Regions from separate parts of the Homo sapiens genome. Here region 1 is linked to region 2. Evidence: chromatin contacts called from ENCODE Hi-C or POLR2A ChIA-PET data. All regions are on one chromosome and are shown on one strand. The core of a region is the stretch at or near the end of the contact, and the rest is flanking DNA. Distances in the headings are between cores, read along the strand shown.

Region 1 (2,700 bases), core at 35-2,534, 98 kb before region 2:
GCGGGGGTCACAAGGTGCTCAGTGGGGGAGCTTTTGAGCCAGGATGAGCCAGGAGAAGGAATTTCACAAGGTAATGTCATCAGTTAAGGCAGGAACAAGTCATTTTCACTTCTTTTGTGATTCTTCAGTTACTTCAGGCCATCTGGATGTATACATGCAGGTCACAGGGGATATGATGGCTTAGGTTGGGCTCAGAGGCCTGACAATGTACCCATAAATCTCCTTTGTAATTCCTGCTTCTGGCAGTGAGGTTTCAGAAAAAGTTTGTTTCTGGAGTGTGTTATCTTCTTCCCTGTATCTTCCATTATATGCCACCTTGTAGGCATTGGAGGGGACTTCTGCTCTATTTTCACTGTGTTCTTATAAGCCTTCAAGCAGATAGGGTGAGTATTACCGTCCTCATTTGAGAGAGAAAACCATGGGTGGAGAAGTTCAGTGATTTGCCTGATGAGTAAGGAATAGGTGGTTTAAAAACCATGTCCCTGATTTCTGGTTTATAGCCCATCCCATCTCACCAAAATACCTGGGAAGGCCAAAGCTGGCTTGAAGCAAATGGCAGGGAAAGGGAGTCTGGTTATAGAGGGGATTTTGATGAGAAGTCACTAAGCTTTCTTAATAATGTCTTGTGTTGATAGATGCACAGGAAAGGAGGAGGCATCGGGGGGACTTGAAGACCAAATTCTGACTTTCTGGCACAGCCAACTGATTGACTTCTAAGAGCTCCAGTTCTGTGACGTAAATGGCTCTGGTGACAGACAGGAGAGGACAAACATTACTAAAAAAAAAAAAAAGTGGGGGGAGATGTGATGTAGCCAAAAGGTCAACAGCCTTGAGGACAGAAGACCTGATTTTTTTCGTAGTCTTAGGGTGCTACCAATTCACTGTTTAACTCTGTGACCTCAGTCTTTCCAGTTCTTGTTTTGCTCATCTATAAAATGTGGACTAGATGATCTCTGAGACCTTTCTAGCTCTTTCTAGAAGGAAGCTAAAGTCAGACAGACATGAAATCAACTTCCATTCTATTCTTTGGCGATTGTTCACCAGATCCCAGACTCTAGGAACCCTAGCTTGTCCTAGAAATCTCAAGTTCTGGGGATCTTGCAACTTTCCCTGATTGTGAAACAGTGACCTTGGCTATGAGAAGAAAACTGGCCTCTCCCGAGTCACCACTTCCTTGTGCCACTGCCAGAATACATGACACCAGCCAAGAGTTCGCATTCATCATCCTCACGTCTGCCTGTGACTCTACACCATTCCTTGCCTTCTGCTTTACCCTCTCTCGCTTGGCTTTCACCCTCCCCGCCCCCAATCACAGCCGCATTGCCAGAGATAAGCACATAGTTTACTATGGCTCAGGAACCATGGGGAAATGCAAGATAGGTTCCTTGTCCTCCAGGAGCTTAAAACATAACAGGGAGAGAAATTGATCAATAGTCAATGCAAATCCAATCAAAATCCCAGCAGGCTTTTTTTGTTGAAATTGACAAACTGATTCTAAAATGTATGTGGAAATGCAAATGCCTAAAATAGTTAAAGCAATTTTGAAAAAGAAAAACACATTTGGAGGACTTATACAGTGCTATCTGACTTCAAAACTTGTGGTGTTAGTGTACAGACAGACAGGATCAATAGAACAAAGTCCAGAGATAGACCCATGCATATAAGATTAACTGAATTTTGACAAAGATGCACAAGCAGTTTAATGGGGGAAAGGGCAATCTTTTCATCAAAGGAGCTGGAATAATTAGAATTTATATGCAAAAAAAGAACTTCAACCTACAAGTCACACCACACACAAAAGTTAACTTAAAGTGGATCACAGATCTAAATGCAGGGCAACAACTATAAAAGAAAACATGGAGAAAATCGATGTGACCTTGCATTAGAGAAATGCTTTTTTTTTTTTGAGATGGAGTTTTGCTCTTATTGCCCACACTGGAGGGCAATGGCACGATCTTGGCTCACTGCAAGCTCTGCCTCCCGGGTTCAAGCGATTCTCCTGCCTCAGCCTCCTGAGTAGCTGGGATTACAGACATGTGCCACCATGCCTAGCTAATTTTGTATTTTTAGTAGAGACGGGGTTTCTCCATGTTGGTCAGGCTGGTCTGAAACTCCCGACCTCAGGTGATCCGCCAGCCTCGGCCTCCCAAAGTGTTGGGATTACAGGCGTGAGCCACCGTGCCCGGCCTGAGAAATAATTTTTAAATAGGACACACATGCACACACAAACCAAACTATTAAATAAAAAATTGATAAATCAGGCATTATCGAAGTTTAAAACTTTTGCTCTTCGAAAGACACTGTTAATAAAGTAAAAAGACAAGACAGACTGGGAGAAAGTTTTTGCAAAAAATACATCTGATAAAGAACTTGTATCCGGAATAAATAAAGCACTCTCAAAAGTCAATAGTAAGAAATCAATGCAACACAATGAAAATGAGCGAAAGATTTGAACAGACATTCCACCAAAGAAGGCATGGCAAATAAACACATGGAAAGATGCTGAACATCATTAGTCATTAGGGAAATGCAAATTAAAACCACAAGGAGATATCACTACATATGCACTCGAATGATCAAAATTAAAAAGACCAACAATAACAGGCACTGACCAAGATGTGGAGCAACTGGAACTCTCATTCACTAGAAATGCAAGATGACACAGCCACTTTGGGAAGTACTTTAGTGATTTCTTATGTA
Region 2 (2,700 bases), core at 56-2,555:
GTGCCCAGGTGTCTAAGGACCAGGGCACATTCAGCCTGCCTGAGGGGGCTTTTGGCCACATGTGACAACAGATGAGCTTCTGGTTGTTCCTCTCTGCCCTTAGCACTGGGTGTCACTGCAGGGAGGGTGGATCCCTTTAGAGACTTGTAGGGGCCAGGAATTAATCACCTGGCTGAAGGAGGGTGGGGGTGGAAGTTGAGAGGAAGAGAGGGGCAAGAGCACGAAAAGTTTGACAGAGGGGAGGAAAGAGAGGGATCTTTTTGGCTCAGCAATTCTCAGACTCCCTCAGAATCCAGCTCTTCATCCTTGGCTGTCCTGAAAGTATCCTTTTGTAGAGACTGATGTAACGCCTCGGCTGAGCCCCAGACGTTTTGTGCATTAGTGCATTGCCTTTGCACATTTTGGGAGCTGGAGGGTTGGAATCCCAGACACTTATGTTTACAGTGGGACTGCAGATTTCTCTGTTAACAGATTGGAGGAGCAGTGGCATTTGCATGCAGGAGAGTCGTTGTTTCGGAGGCAGGAGAATGCTGGGTCTGGGCTCTATGTTGGGAATGGGTAGCACTTGGCAACTTCACTGTCAGACCCGAAGCCTCCAATCTCAGAACGCCCATCTGAATGGGAGCCGGCAGAGGGCTCACGCAGCACGCAGCCCCATCCTGTGTGTCCAGCCTGCAGCAGGGCGGGGAGGGAGAGCTTCTTTTCTTTTTTCTCTTCTCTTCTTTTCTTCATCTTTACGCTGTCTTCAGAGTTAGGGGGTTACATTTTGGATGCTTCCCCTCAAAAGGCAGCTTGTTTTGAATAAGCATGCCCACCCCAACCATGCTTTTGAATCACACAGTGACTTTATTCATAAGGTCGCTCCTTTCAAGGCAATAGATGAGGAATGAGGAGTCTGGGCCCACAGTGAAATCATCACTAGCTAAACCCAAAGCAGGGATGCTAGCAAGAGAAGTCGACATCTTCCTCCAAAAAGGATTTATTTTTAAGCAATGAGAAGAAGACAAGGCGTGTGTGTCTGTGTGTGTGTGCTACATTCACGTGCCAAGCATGGCATAACTCTGCACGAAGACTACAAGCAACTTGAACTTGGCTTTGGTGACGCCCTGTGTATTTTTCTAATAAACAAAAACACAAAAACAGAATTTCTAAACCCTGGCCCCACCTCCAGAAAGGTCCTCCTCCTCCTTCTCCTCCTCCTTGTCAGACAGTTTCACTTCTGCCATGTTTTTTCATTTCTCCTTTAGGTTCTCGTGCCTTTTTGAATACCTTTGTAGTGAGGAGCCGGCTGCCTCCCCACCTCTTCTCACTTCTGCTGTTTTGTGATCTTGCCGTTTTAATGAGAGCACAGTCAATAACTATGGAGAGGTGCTGACGACATTACAAAGGAACTCGCCCTTAACAAGTCAACTGTAGACGAGGTGCCAACGGGATGGACAAGAGGATTAAAGTATTTATGCCAAAATATCAGAAGCACACGCAGAATTAGCTCCCTTCGTGTTAGATATTTTACTTTTGGCAAGTCCGTATTTAAAAATCTTTTATCCTTGTTTTGCTTAAAGTATTACAATAAGCCCTGGATTTTTCACAGTTACACTTGTATATTTTCACAGCTGTTTTAATCAGAAAAAATTAATGTGCTTTTGATAGCTCAGAAATCTATCACTGGCAAAAGCTTTGCAAAGATGTGCTATGGAGCAGAGTGGAATCCTCAACATCATACATTTTACTGGCTATTTGAAATTCATAGAATTTCCCCTAAATATTTTCTTTTGCAATTCTTGCCTAAATTAATCTAACAGCTCGGGCTGACATCTTTGATAATCTCTTTTGTTATGAATGCAGGGATTGTTATTGTTAACGTTCTTTGGTAACCCAATGTGAACTGTCTGTTACTGGAGGAAAATACAATTGCTATTTTTGGGTGTATTGGAAGCATTTACTAAAATAAAATATATGCCATAATGGATAGGCAGGACTGGTACTCTCGTTGGTGGCTTTATAGTTACTGGCTTAACCAAGGTGCTCCCCTGGATTTTCACCAGCAGCTCATAAAAGAACTTGACTTTTGCTTTTCAAGGTCTGAGACTCATACAGATCCATGGACACTGCATCTCGGGCATGGTGACAGCACATGGCCTTGGACCCAAATGCTGGGTACACATCATTCACTGGGCAAGAGAGGGAACTAGGAGTAAAGTTCCTGGCAGCATGTCAACAACACCAACACCAAAAATAATTAAAAAAACAAAGCAATACAAAAACAACTTGCAACAAGGGAAGGGAAAGATGGGAAAGGAACAAAAGAGATGAACAAAAGTCTCCATTTGCCCAGGTTTGCCTGGCAAAGAAGAGGCTGGTTTCAAGGGGAGGGGGAATCAGTGGATTAATGTGAACTTTAATACCGAAGCAGTGTGTGTTTATTGCTGGTGACCACAAGACATAAATCTTGCAAGCACAATATACAATGCGATGCAGCCCCCAGTTTTTTTTTTCCATCTCCAGTCTCAATTTGTGTGTAAGTGTGTGTTAAGTGCTGGTGAAAAATAGTGACCTTTAATAAAGGATTGTATCCTGTGACTATTTTCCCAGACACACAGTGACCTTTCAAACCAGACTGAGGTGAGGGGGTGTGGAGTTTGGACTTTGAACCGGCCAGACCCCGCTGCGCTCCTCTGTTAGCCTGGCCACTTTTTATTG

Evidence for each region. Hi-C counts contacts between places; a loop is a spot of excess contacts on that map. ChIA-PET counts read pairs that join two places held with the same protein, here RNA polymerase II (POLR2A). Pooled maps may share reads with other maps.
Region 1: a loop to region 2 is called in a map with no recorded cell type, with 2.0 times the contacts of the local background. The contact joins two enhancer-like sites. A Hi-C loop is called at or near these places in 8 of 37 single-sample maps with no recorded cell type and 5 of 50 pooled maps. POLR2A ChIA-PET finds 5 or more read pairs at or near these places in 3 of 52 experiments (B cell, OCI-LY7 and activated B cell).

The regions. Positions count from the first base shown.
Region 1 is chr2:60,414,940-60,417,639 of GRCh38, reverse strand. All of the region lies in intron 2 of LOC124906010, which reads left to right. Among named protein-coding and RNA genes, the nearest start is that of MIR4432HG, 25 kb to the right of the region's middle. Within about 2 kb of position 1,284, at least 6 of the 41 ENCODE cell types and tissues checked have a DNase peak (open chromatin) inside an H3K27ac peak, as active enhancers do.
Region 2 is chr2:60,316,621-60,319,320 of GRCh38, reverse strand. No RefSeq gene overlaps it. Among named protein-coding and RNA genes, the nearest start is that of MIR4432, 69 kb to the left of the region's middle. RefSeq lists an enhancer at 1,195-1,254. Within about 2 kb of position 1,305, at least 5 of the 41 ENCODE cell types and tissues checked have a DNase peak (open chromatin) inside an H3K27ac peak, as active enhancers do.